Linked DNA regions of Homo sapiens: region 2 is linked to region 1. The links are chromatin contacts, found by POLR2A ChIA-PET in ENCODE. All regions are on one chromosome and are shown on one strand. The core of a region is the stretch at or near the end of the contact, and the rest is flanking DNA. Distances in the headings are between cores, read along the strand shown.

Evidence for each region. ChIA-PET counts read pairs that join two places held with the same protein, here RNA polymerase II (POLR2A).
Region 2: POLR2A ChIA-PET joins it to region 1 with 21 read pairs in H1. The contact joins two enhancer-like sites. POLR2A ChIA-PET finds 5 or more read pairs at or near these places in 4 of 52 experiments (CD8-positive, alpha-beta memory T cell, H1, Panc1 and 1 more).

Annotation. Positions count from the first base shown.
Region 1 is chr16:67,513,052-67,519,901 of GRCh38, forward strand. LOC100505942 (a long non-coding RNA gene) reads right to left here. Exons shown (of 2, transcript NR_104656.1): 2 at 4,655-5,334. It also overlaps a transcript of RIPOR1 not described here. Among named protein-coding and RNA genes, the nearest start is that of RIPOR1, 12 kb to the right of the region's middle. RefSeq lists silencers at 1,281-1,468, 1,601-1,770 and enhancers at 5,091-5,260, 5,391-5,480, 5,491-5,540, 5,801-5,860. Within about 2 kb of position 1,485, at least 4 of the 41 ENCODE cell types and tissues checked have a DNase peak (open chromatin) inside an H3K27ac peak, as active enhancers do.
Region 2 is chr16:67,693,605-67,700,528 of GRCh38, forward strand. The region is part of intron 1 of GFOD2 (Gfo/Idh/MocA-like oxidoreductase domain containing 2); the gene reads right to left. Among named protein-coding and RNA genes, the nearest start is that of GFOD2, 22 kb to the right of the region's middle. Within about 2 kb of position 3,952, at least 3 of the 41 ENCODE cell types and tissues checked have a DNase peak (open chromatin) inside an H3K27ac peak, as active enhancers do.

The DNA of each region.
Region 1 (6,850 bases), core at 235-2,734:
CGGGAGGCTGAGGTGGGAGGATCCCTTGAGCCCAGGAGTTCAAGGCTGCAAGGAGCTATGGTCATGCCACTGCACTTCAGCCTGGGCAACAGAGTGAGATGCTGTCTCAAAAAAACAAACAAAAAAAGAAGTTTAAAAATAATTTAAAAAGAAAAGACTCGGCCAGGCGTGGTGGCTCACGCCTGTAATCCCAGCACTTTGGGAGGCCCAGGTGGGCGGATCACGAGGTCAAGCGATTGAGACCATCCTGGCCAACATGGTGAAACCCCATCTCTACTAAAAATACAAAAATTATCCGGGTGTGTTGGAGCACGCCTTTAGTCCCAGCTACTTGGGAGGCTGAGACGGGAGAATCACCTGAACCCAGGAGGTGGAGGTTGCAGTGAGCCAAGATCGCCCTACTGCAGTCCAGCCTGGCGACAGAGCGAGACTCCATCTCAAAAAAAAAAAAAAAAGGCTGAGTATGGTAGCGCGGTGTCTCAAGCCTGTAATCCCAGCACTTAGGTAGGCTGAGGCGGGGAGATCATGAGGTCAGGAGTTCAAGACCAGCCCGACCAACATGGTGAAATACTGTCTCTACTAAAAATACAAAAATTAGCTGGGTATTGTGGCACACGCTTGTAATCTCAGCTACTCAGGAGGAGTAGCCTCATTTGAACCCAAGAGGCGGAGCTTGCAGTGAGCCGAGATTGTGCCACTGCACTCCAGCCTGGGTGACAGAGCAAGACTCCGGCTCAAAAAAAAAAAAAAGAGAGTGAAAAGACAAGACAATCCACAGGATGGGAAAAAATATTTGCAAATCAAACAACTCAGTGCAAAAGTGGGTAAAGAGCCAAGTGTGGTAGTACACACCTGTAGTCCTAGCTACTTGGGAGGCTGAGGTGGGAGGATTGCTTGAGCCCAGGAGTTTGAGACCAGCCTGGGCAATATAGCAAGACCCCATTTCTACAAAAAAAAACTGTGTAAAATAAATATTTATCCAAATAATATACTCAAATGGGCTGGGCACTGTGGCTCACACCTGTAATCCCAGCACTTTGCAGGGGCTGAAGCAGGTGGAGCTCTTGAGCCTCAGAATGGGAGATGAGCCTAGGCAACATAGCGAGACCATGTCTTACAAAAAAATACAAAAATTAGCCAGGTGTGGTGGTACATGCCTGTGATCCCAGCTACTTTGGAGGCTAAGATGGGAGGATTGCTTGAGTCCAAGAGGTTGAGGCTGCAGTGAGCCATGATCATGTCACTGCACTGCAGCCTGAGTGACAGAGCAAGACCCTGTCTCAAAAAAAAAAATCATTAAAATTAAAAAATAAAATTAGCCAGGTATGGTGGCACGAGCCTGTGGTCCTAGCTACTTGGAAGGCTGAGGCGGGAGGATCGCTTGAGCTCAGGAGTTGGAGGTTACAGTGAACTGTGATTGCACCATTGCACACCAGACCAAGACGCTGACTCAAAAAAAAAATTGTTTTTAATTGAAAGACAGTAAATGCACGCCCCCTTGTGGGTGCATGTTTACGCTTGCTCTCCTTTTGGGACTTCCTGGGAACTTCTCACTTGGTCTTCTCAGTTCACGGGGGTTATAGCCCTACAGCTCTGTTCTTGCTCCGATCTATTGATTAGTTCCTTTCTCAGGAAACCAACCATCAGGCCTCCCAGGTAGTATCAAGGAACTGAAACTTTACAGATCACTGCATCTGGACAATATGTTACCAGACCCCATACCCATCATAACTGCCTAATCATGCTGGGTGCAGTGGCTCACACCTGTAATCCTAGCACTTTGGGAGACTGAGGCAGGCGGATCACCTGAGGTCAGGAGTTTGAGACCAGCCTGGCCAACATGGCAAAACCCCATCTCTCCTAAAAGTACAAAAATTAGCCAGGCATGGTGGCATGCCTGTAATCCCAGCTACTTGAGAGGCTGAGGCACAAGAATCACTTGAACCCAGGAGGCAGAGGTTTCAGTGAGCCAAGATCGCGCCACTGCACTGCAGCCTGGGTGACAGAGTAAGAATGTGTCTCTAAATAAATAAATAAATAACTGCCTAACCAGCCACCTGCTTCCTATTGACCAACTCCTCTTCCTTGCCCTTCCCTAATTCCTGTTTTCCCATACAAGATCACATTTCTAGCCTGCTATATAAACCCTTAAAATCTTTTTTTTTTTTTTGAGACAGAGTTTCGCTCTTGTTGCCCAGGCTACAGTGCAGTGGCATGATCTTGGCTCACTGCAACCTCTGCTTCCCAGGTTCAGGCAATTCTCCCACCTCAGCCTCCTGAGTAGCTGGGATTACAGGCACCTGCCACCATGTCTGGCTAATTTTTTGTATTTTTAGTAGAGATGGGGTTTCATCATGCTGGCCAGGCTGGTCTCGAACCCCTGACCTCAGGGGATCTGCCCACCTCGGCCTCCCAAAGTGCTGGGATTACAGGCGTGAGCCACTGCGCCCGGCCTTTTTTTTTTTTTTTTTTTTTTTTTTTTTTTTTGATACAAAGTCTGGCTCTGTCACTGAGGCTGGAGTGCAGTGGCACGATCTTGGCTCACTGCAACCTCTGCCTCCTGGGTTCAGTGATTCTCCTGCATCAGCCTCCTGAGTAGCTGGGATTATCAGCACACACCATCACGCCTGGTTGATTTTTGTATTTTTAGTACAGACGGGGTTTTGCCATGTTGGCCAGGCTGGTCTCAAACTCCTGAGCTCGTGATCTGCCCCCCCTCCGCCTCCCAAAGTGCTGGGATTACAGGCATGAGCCACCACACCTGGCCTAAACCCCTAATTTCGTTCAGTCAAAGAGACGGATTTGAGACTGATCTCTCATCTCAGCTGCAATACATGAATAAAGCCTTCTTTCCTGGCAATACTCGTTTCAGTGATTGGCTTTCTGTGTGGCGAGCAGCAGGACCTAGACCAAACCCCTAGGTCATTTCAGTCACAGCATAAACACTGACTATGTTCAGGCTATGGACTCTATAATTTTCATTTGAGCTTTTAGATTATTACAAATTAGGAATTGTACTTGTGTGTATGTGTGATTTCTGGGTAGCTAGAAAGGGTGAGAAGGGTTGGCATTTTGAAAGTACATTAGAAATAAACCTATGGCTTTCTAGATTTCCAGTGAGAGCCAGTTGTTGTCATTATGTGGAAACTTAGCAAGGAAACACAGGTGATTTTGTAAGGTTTGGAGGTTGGGGGCCTTGGAAGCTCTACAAAGGCCCTGGGGTGAGCCCCTAGGAGTACAGGGCCGTGGTGTAATGAGGGCTACCTAAATTAAAGGAAAAACTAACAACTCCATTGCCTCTTACAATTCAACAAATCTGGAGTTTTAGATAAGTAAATTCAGAGACAAGAGGGGGCAGGCGGAGTGAAAAATGATGTCACCTGCCACTCTCAGATTTCCTGCAAGAAATTCCAGTGGAGAAGTGAATCCTGGATCAGTAAATGAGTCACTGGCTTTCTAAGCCAAGAAAGATGAAAAGCAGATTCCAGGAACTAAGGAAGGATGAATCTTGGGGAAAGTGTTTAGTTTTAGTGTGAAACTGTCAAGCCGCTTGCTCCGGTGGAAACTCAGGGAGAAAAACAACAGTGAGAAAGACTAGCGAAATAGCAAGGAACCAGACGGCTTGCCTGAGAGAGTCTGTGCCTCCGGGCAATTTATTAATAGAAGACTGAGATGCACCTACTCAGCAAAAAAAAAAAAAAAAACAACCAAAAAACAAAAAACTGGGCAGCTCCAGAGAGGAAGACAATATCCCAGTGCCCAAGGCCCCCTGCCATTCATAATCCAACAGAGAGTCATTGAGCATCCATCCAGTTCCTATGGAAGGCAGTGCACATGGATTGGTGAATGAGGCACCACCATCCCTGGCCCCACAGAGCTCACAGCCATTGAGCAAGTCATTGCACTTGTGTTAAGTGAGAAGGAGGAAGGTTTGGGATGGGGGTCCTGGAAGGCTTCTCCAACACCTACGGGAGGATCGTTCAGATATAAAGTTCAAGCTGAGGCTGGGCACGGTGGCTTATATCTGTAATCCCAACACTCTGGGAGGTTGAGGCGGGAGGATTGCTTGAGCGCAGTAGTTCAAGACTAGCCTGGGCAAAATAGTGAGACCTTGTCTTTACAAAAAAATTTAAAAAAAGAAATTAGCTGGGCATGCTGGCACACACTTATAGTCCTAGCTACTCAGGAAGCTGAGGCAAGATCACGTGAACCCAGGAGTTAAAAGTTGCAGTGAGCCATGATCATGACACTGCACTCCAGCCTGGGTGAAAGAGTGAGACCTTTACTCAAATAATAAGGCCGGGCACAGTGGCTCATGGCTGTAATCTCAACACTTTGGGAGGCCAAGGCGGGTGGATTGCTTAAGCTCAGGAGTTCAAGATCAGCCTGGGCAACATGGTGAAACCTCGTTTGTGTATATATATTGCTTGGGTTCCTGGGTTCAAGCGACTCTCCTGCCTCAACCTCCCTAGTAGCTGGGGTTATAGGCATGCATCACCATGCCCAACTAATTTTTGTATTTTTAGTAGAGTTGATGGGGTTTCGCCGTGTTGGCCAGGCTGGTCTCAAACTCCTGATCTCAGGTGATCCGCCAGCCTCAGCCTTCCAAAGTGCTGGGATTACAGGCATGAGCCACCACACCCACCCGTCTGTATATATTTAAAAATTTTTTAATTAAAAATAATAATAATTAATTAATTAAGGTCAGGCTGAATTTTTGACAGAGGCCTGGGCTAGAGAGAACAGGGCTGCTCCGGAGACCTGAAAAGAGAAGCTGTTTGGGGAGCAGAGGTACAAGAAAAGTCTAGATGAGTTCTTTCTATTCTATTTTAGGTTATTTGTTTGATTAGCAAATTTGGTGGGGCAGAGACGGGCCATCTCCCAAGTGACAGGCAGGCTTGTTTGGCACTTTTTGTTTATTTACAAAGCAATTCAATTTCTTGGTGTTCAGGAGCTCCCTGAGAAACGGGCCCAGGCCCACCTCTGGCACAGGCAGAGGGCACAGCATTAGCAAAGGCCCAAGGGAGGGACCCCACAGAGCAGCCTCCGAGAAGAGCCAGGAGTCCCTCGGGCTGGGGAAGTGAGAGGGCATTGAGGCCTGAAGGAAGACTGGGCTGATCTTCAGACTTCAGTCTATTGGGGGGCAGGGTGAGTCCTGGAGAGACGGTGCCCCACGCAGCCAAGGCAGGGTGAGGGAGGTCACACCTCAGCACATTCTCTTCTGTGTGACGTTGGAGATCATTAACCTGTGGACCCTAACAGCTGCCACCACCACCTTCAGGAATTCAGGTCCTCCCTGCCTGGCACGTTGGCCAGCACTCCCACGGCCCAGCCCTGTTGAAGAAGGAGGCAGTTCATTAGATGTGCTGACATTGGCTCTCTTGGCTTCCTGGGACAGCCCTCACCAGCATCCTGGGCTCTCAAGAGCCTGGGCTGGTGGCTGCCATCCCCCCAGGACAGGAGCCCACCAAGTCCCTTCTGGTTGAGGACCCTTGGGCCCTCAAGGATCCCAACTCTGCTCATGATGGCATCTGGGGGAGCGCGGGAGCCCTGGAGGGGAAGGTAAGAGTCCTGGGTCCCAGCCCAGCCTGGCCACTGGCTCACTGTGGCGACCCTCAAGCATGGCCTTGCTCCCTCTGGAACTCAGTGACCTCTGAGATCTGGGACCTCTGAGTCTGGGAATTGGGCAGGGTGACAGAGTCAGGTGACTCAACCTGCACCCGGTCTTGGGGTGTGGAACCCTGAGCAGAGCAGGTGGCGCTCTTGGAAGGGGAGGCAGACAAGGGCAGAGAAGGGGGCTGCACAGGGCTTTGTAAGAGAGAAGGAGAGGTTCCGGACCCAGCCTGCGGTCCAGGAAACTGTCTCAAAGGAAGTGGGTCTCGGCTGAGACCTCAAGGGTGAGCAGCAGTTAGGCGAAGGAAAGAGGAAAAGGCATTCAACTGTACGGCCCAGGCCAGGCGCAGTGGCTCATGCCTGTAATCCCAGTAATTTGGGAGGCTGAGGTGGGTGGATCACCTGAGGTCAGGAGTTTGAGACCAGCCTGGACAACACGATGAAACCCGGCCTCTACTAAAAATGCACTACTACGCGTGCTGATGCACATTTGTAGTGCCAGCTACTTGGGAGTCTGAGGCATGAGAATTGCTTGAACCTGGGAGGCGGAGGTTGCAGTGAGTGGAGATTGTGCCACTGCACTCCAGCCTGGGCAACAGAGAAAGACTCTGTTTCAAAAAAAAAAAAAAAACACTTCAGGGCCCACCCTGTGCAAAGATGGAGAGGTAGGGAAGGCAGGGTGTATCCAGGGACACAAAGAAGTTCAGTCCAGCTGGAACTACGCCCTCCTAAGGAGGAACTGGCCAGGGGTGAGGGGCCAGTGGGGAAGTGAGGAGAGACAGGTCCCACGGGCAGAGGTCATCCAGCTGCTGCGTGGACAATGAACAAGGACACCGAGTGATGTGTATCCTTGGCAAGTGATAGTCTAGCCAAGGGCAGGAAAGTGGGCATAGGGAAGAGGGGACTCACTTGGTGGCTGGAGGGTGTCAGGGAAGAGGTCTGGGGAAAGATTACATGGGGACCCAGGAGGGAGGGCAGTTCTGAAGGGAGGAGATGGGGCTGACTTTACACAATGGATTTGGAGGTGTCCGAAGGTCATCCTAAGTGGGGGAAGTGGAGCAAGAGATGTGGGGGATGAGACTCAAGTCATCACTGTGGGAACAAAAAGGAGGCTCTGGCCAGTGCGGTGGCTCACGCCTGTAATCCCAGCACTGTGGGAGGCCGAGGCAGATGGATCACCTGAGGTCAGGAGCTTGAGACCAGCCTGGCCAACATGGTGAAACCCTGTCTCTACTAA
Region 2 (6,924 bases), core at 2,702-5,201, 180 kb after region 1:
TACAGAATGTACCATTTTAAACCATTTTTAGGTGTACAGTTCAGTGCACTAATACATTCGTATTGTGCAACCATCACCAACATCCACCTCCAGGACTTCATCATCATTCCATACTGAAACTCTGTACCCAGCCAAAATTAACCATTTTAAAGTGAACAATTCAGTGGCCGCTGGGTGCAATGCCTCATGCCTGTAATCCCAGCACTTTGGGAGGCTGAGGTGGGAGGATTACTTGTGCCCAGGAGTTTCAGGCTATAGTGGGTTATGATCATGCCATTGCACTCCAGCCTGGGTGACAGAGCAACAGAAAGACTCTGTCTCAAAAACAAAAAACAAACAAACAAACAAAAAAACCAACCCCCATAATCCAGTGGCATTTAGGACATACTTTTTTTTTTTTAAGACAGAGTCTTGCTCTATCACCCAGGCTGGAATGCAGTGGTGCAATCTTGGCTCACTGCAACTTCCACCTCCCGAGCTCTGAGGCTGAGGCGATTCTCCTGCCTCAGCCTCCTGACTGGCTGGGATTACAGGCACACGCCATCACACCTGGCTAATTTTTTTGTATTTTTAGTAGAGACAGGGTTTCACCATGTTCGCCAGGCTGGTCTCAAACTCCTGACCTCAGGTGATCCGCTCGCCTGGGCCTCCAGAAGTGCTGGGATTACAGGCATGAGCCACTGAGCCTGGCCTAATTTTTTATTTTTTGTAGAGATGGGGTCTCACTGTGTTACCTAGGCTGGTCTCAAACTCTGGCCTCAAACTCCTGGCCTCAAGCGATTCTCTCAGCTCAGCCTCCCAAGGTGGTGGGATTATAAGCGTGACCCACTGAGCCTGGCTTTTTAATAAAAAAGTTTTTTTTAATTTTATTTTAATATAGAGGCAGCATCTTACTATGTTGCCCAGGCTGGTCTTAAATTCCTGGCTTCAAGTGATCCTCCCACCTCGGCCACCCAAAGCACTGGGATTATAGGCATGAGACACCACGGCTGGAGAAATTGTTTTCTCAACTTCATTTTCAAGCCCAGCATCTCTTTTGCTCCTACTGTAGACACAAGTGTACTGGACTAAGAAAATGTCTATAGTAGGGGATGGTTTGTCAGCATAGCCCAGTATAACATCCTGTACTGCTCGATTCTATCTGAAGTACACCTGTTCCTTTGTGAACCACTAAATTACACATGACTTGGGCTGCCTCTAACTCCAGATCCCTGCCAATTTCGTGCCTCTTGTCTCCACTCTCTGTGACTGTGAAGCTTGGCTTGCCTCCTGTACTCTCACTGGGGTTGTTTTATTTTAACCAGCTTTCATTCTTTCTGATGGTAAACTGTCTGTGGCCACTCAGTCACCTTGCTTTCCTTTTCTACTTTCTCCATCTCTCTCTTTTTTTTTTTTTTTTTTTTTTTGAGACGGAGTCTCACTCTGTCGCCTAGGCTGGAGCGTAATGGTGCAATCTCGGCTCACTGCAACCTTTGCCGCTCCGGTTCAAGCGATTCTCCTTGCCTCAGCTACTACCTCAGTAGCTGGGGTTACAGGCACACGCCACCATACCCAGCTAATCTTTGTATTTTTAGTAGAGACAAGGTTTTACCATGTTGGCCAGGCTGGTCTCGAACTCCTGACCTCAGGTGATCCACCCGCCTTGACCTCCCAAAGTGCTGGGATTACAGGCATGAGCCACTGAGCCCAGCCACCATCTCTCTCTTTTCTCTTTGCTAATTCTGCCCCTACAGGCTTCTCTACTAGTTTTCTTAGAAAACAGGTCAAGCACACAGTTATCTTCTACAATTTTCATGTCCTGGACTCCCTTCGGCTATTTGGTCACTGTCTGCTTTTACAGGTGTCTTGGTTATTTACAGGTTATGGCTGTTATAGGAGCTTGACAGTGTCAAGCATGCAGCATTAGGTAAGTAGTGAGATTCTACTTAAGTTTTTTTTTTTTTTTTTTGAGACGGAGTCTCATTTCTGTCACCCAGGCTGGAGTGCTGTGGCATGATCTTGGCCCACTGCAACCTCAGCCTCCTGGGTTCAAGCGGTTCTCCTGTCTCAGCCTCCCGAGTAGCTGGGATTACAGGCATGCGCCACCATACCTGGCTAATTTTTGTATTTTTAGTAGAGACAGGGTTTCACTATATTGGCCAGGCTGGTCTCGAACTCCTGACCTCAGGTGATCCTCCTGCCTCGGCCTCCCAAAGTGCTAAGATTACAGGCATAAGCCACTGTGCCCAGCCAAATTTTGTTGGTCATTAATTACTAATTGTTACAGGGCTAAGGGAGTGAGACACAGTCCATGTCTTCTCTAAATTCATGCCCAGGGCACACCTCCTCCACTCTCACACCGTGTTCCTTCTCACCCTAGTTGTATTTGGGTATATATAGGGAATGTATGTATCCACTACATAGGGAACCCTTTTTTTTTTTTTGAGATCGAGTTTCGCTCTTTTTGCCCAGGCTGGAGTGGTGCAATGGCACGATCTCGGCTCACTGCAACCTCCACCTCCCAGGTTCAAGCGATTCTCCTGCCTCAGCCTTCCAAGTAGCTGCGATTACAGGAGCCCGCCACCATGCCTGGCTAATTTTTTGTATTTTTAGTAGAGACGGGGTTTCACCATGTTGGACAGGATGGTCCCGATCTCTTGACCTCGTGATCTGCCCGCCTCAGCCTCCCAAAGTGTTAGGATTACAGGCGTGAGCCACCGCGCCCGGCCGGGAATCTTTTTTTTTTTTTTAAATGATCTATTACGTATCTATGACCAACTTAGATGTCTCCTCTTCAAAAGCTGTGTAGGAATATGAGGATGATAATTTTGAGCCAATATGAAGTGAAAAATATATATAAGTATCGGTAGCTTAAAACAACAGAATGGACTAGAATTTTTTTTCTTTTTTGAGACAGTCTCGCTCCGTCACCCAGGCTGGAGTGCAGTGGCGCGCTCTTGGCTCACTGCAAGCTCTGCCTCCTGGATTCACGCCATTCTCCTGCCTCAGCCTCCCGAGTAGCTGGGACTACAGGCACCCACCACCACACCCGGCTAATTTTTTGTATTTTCAGTAGAGACGGGGTTTCACCATGTTAGCCAGGATGGTCTGGATCTCCTGACCTCGTGATCCGCCTGCCTCAGCCTCCCAAAGTGCCGGGATTATAGGCGTGAGCCACTGCGCCCGGCCGAAAAATTTTTAATAACCTGTTTTACTGCCACTGACTCAAAGGGAAGCTTCATCAACTCCCATAAAGGGGTATTGGCTGGCCCCCGAGGAAGCCAGATGGCATGAAGGCAGGCAGGCTTGCTGACTAGGTATTTCCTGCCCAAGCAGGCAGAGCTGGTTTTCCTTGTTAATTTCAGTGGCTACCCTTTCTCACCCCTAAAATTTCCCCACTCTTTGTCTTTAACATCCTTGCACATATCCTTCAGATGCCTCCAAAGATCTCCACAAACCCAGTCCTGCCAAGACCACATACATTTCCCATCACCACATGCTGGTCAGGAATGAAGTGTGCCTTGGCAGGACAGGCTATATACAATTTGACAAGGCCTTGCCTGGGTTCAAATCCTGGCTCTGTCACTTTCCAGCTGGGTGACCTCAGGTAAGTCCTTTAGTCACTCTGTATCTCCATTTCCTCATCTGTAAAATGGGGAAATTTTATCTACCTCACAGGGGATTTAAGGATTGAGTTAATATTTGTAGAATACTTATAATTGGGCCTGGCCAATTAGATATGAGTCAGTACATAGGGAATCTTTTTCTGAAAAAAAGATATCTGTTAACTATCTGTGACTGACTTAGATGTCTCTTCTTCAAAAGTTGAGTAGAAATATGAGGGTCATAATTCTGAGCTAATATGAAGTGAGTATAATAGGGCAGCCAGTGTTTAGTCTGTCCCTTGTTCCATGCAACCCTGTTGTACAGATAAGAAAACATGCTCAAAGAGGTGAGGTAACTCTCCCAGGGTTCCACGCCTGGCTGTGTGCATGACCTGCTACAACCAGCATGAAACCTTGAGCAGGTTACTTCACTTCTCTGAGCCTCTATAAAAACAAGAAAGAAAAAGAGTCATTTTGTAACATGTGCATGTGTGGAGCAACTCTTCTTCCATCCTTCCTCATGAGTGTGAGCCAGGCAAGTTCCTTCCACTGTCTGCTCTGGGGGTGACTGTTTGCCTCTGATCCACTGTTCAAAACCAATACTAATCTGGTCAATGTCTCACCTTTTCTGAGGAGCTAACGAGGGAGCTGTGGGACATAAAAAGATGAAAAGTCCTAATTTCAGGGGTGACAAGTCAGCAAGGTGAGTAGGAGCCAGAACTGGTGGCGTAAAGTGTTAATCTCAAGAGTTTGGACTTTGACAGGTGGGTGTGCTCAGTATTCTTGGTCTGCTCCTCCTTCCCTACCTGATCCTCTCTGCCCTGCTTTTTGTCTCTGGAGTCAGAAGGTCAGTCTCTAAAGCCCTGGGCTCCAGGTCCTCTGGCTTCCATCTGAGTCCAGCCAAGGGAAAGAACCAGGAAGAGATCAGCGAGCAGGAGGAAAGGCCAAGGTGTTTATTTTTTGCCTTCTCTCCCTCCCAGGATATGGTTCTGGCAGAGCTGTGTTCCTTAACCAAGGTCACAGCTCCTTTAGAGGACCCCTCTCTCCCATGGCCATTGCTTTTGCTGGGTTCCAGTGACACATCCCCACTCCGTCATTGCACCTAGGGTGGGGACACTACCTTGCCAGTCCCTGGGTGCTCCACTATCCCTTGTATGTTTCCTTTACTACTCACACTATTGTGAATAATCCCTTCATTAAAGAGTTTTTAATTAACCCTTTGAGTACACTGACTGTTTCCTGTCTAGACCTTGACTAATGCAGGTAAGCAATAAGAACCATTGGATTTTTTTTCTTTTTCTTTTTCTTTGAGATGGAGTCTTGCTCTGTCACCCAGGCTGGAGTGCAGTGGCGTGATCTTGGCTCATTGCAACCTCTGCTTCCAGGTTCAAGCAAGTCTCCTGCCTCAGCTTCCCGAGCAGCTGGGATTACAGGTGTGCGCCACCATGCCCAGCTAATTTTTGCATTTTTAGTAGACACGGGGTTTCCCCATATTGGCCAGGCTGGTCTCGAACTCCTGACCTCTGGTGATCTGCCCACCTCGGCCTCCCGAAGTGTTGGGATTACAGGCGTGAGCCACTGTGCCCGGCCTGCATTTTTTTTCTTTAATTTGGCAGAAAGACGTAGGTAGGATAGAGTTTAGGAGACATTAGACACAGAGAACCAGTTAGGATATCAAGTAAGACATAAGGAGGGTCTAATGGAGGGAATGAAATGGAGCAGACAGTTATCACTAGGATTTGGGATTATCAGCAGGGTGGGAGAGCCAAAAAAATAAAATAAAATAAATAACTGAACTATAGACCAATACGTCTCATAAACTTAGGCACAAAAATCCTCAACAAAATATTAGCAAATTAAATCTAGCAATGTGGCTGGGCGTGGTGGCTCACACCTGTAATCCCAGCACTTTGGGAGGCCAAGGCGGGCGGATCATGAGGTTAGGAGATTGAGACCATCCTGGCTGACATGGTGAAACCCCGTCTCTACTAAAAATACAAAAAATTAGCCAGACGTGATGGTGGGTACCTGTAGTCCCAGCTACCCAGGAGGCTGAGGCAGCAGAATCGCTGGAACCAAAGAGGCAGAGGCTGCAGTGAGCTGAGATCGCACCACTGGCACTCCAGCCTGGGCAACAGAGCAAGACTTCATCTCTAAAAAACAAAACAAAACAAAAATAAATAAAAATTAAAAAAAAAATACACCATGACCAACAGGGGTTTAATCCCAGGAATGCAAGGCTGGCTCAACATTCTAAAATCAACTACTATTGGATAGGAGAATGTGGTGTTTTTTTGTTTGTTAGTTTGGTTTGAGACAGAGTCTCACTCTGTCACCCAGACTGGAATGCAGTGGCGCAATCTCGGCTTACTGCAACCTCCGCCTCCTGGGTTCAGGTGATTCTCGTGCCTCAGCCACCCGAGCAGCTGGGACCACAGATGTGTACCACCACGCCTGGCTAATTTTTGTACATTTTGTAGAGAAGGGGTTTTGCCATGTTGGCCAGGCTGGTCTCAAACTCCTGGCCTCAAGCGATCCACCAGCCTCAGCCTCCCAAAGTGCTGGGGTAACAGGAGCAAGCCACCGCGCCCAGCCTGGATAGCAAAATGTTTAACTGAAAAAGAAAAAAAAAAAAGGCCAGGTGCAGTGGCTCACCTGTAATCCCAGAATTTTGGGAGGCCAGGAGTTCAAGACCAGCCTGGTGAACATGGTGAAACCCTGTCTCTACAAAAAACAAACAAAAAAAGCCAGGTGCAGTGGCACACACCTGTGGCTACTCAGGAGGCTCAGGAGGGAGGAACACTTGAGCCTGGGAGGTGGAGGTTGCAGTGAGCCATTTTTGCACCACTACACTTCAGCCTGGGCAACAAGAGCATGACCCTGCCTCAAAAAAATAAAAACTAGGCCAGGCGCGGTGGCTCACGCCTATAATCCCAGCACTTTGGGAGGCCAAGGTGGGCAGATTGCCTGAGCTCAGGAGTTTGCGACCAGCCTGGGCAACAAGGTAAAACCCCATCTCTACTAAAATACAAAAAAATTAGCCGGTCATGACAGTATGTGCCTGTAGTCTCAGCTACTTAGGAGGCTGAGGCAGGAGAACTGCTTGAACCCGGGAAGCAGAGGTTGCAGTGAGCTGAGATCGTGCCACTGCACTCCAGCCTGGGCAACACAGTGAGACTCCGTCTCAAAAAAAAAAAATTAAATTTAATTTAAAAAATAAAATCAATTACTATAACTTACCGTATCAGTAGTCATTAGACAGCATTAATTAGAAATACAAATTAAGGCCGGGCACGGTGGCTCACCTGAGGTCAGGAGTTTGAGACCAGCCTGGCCAACA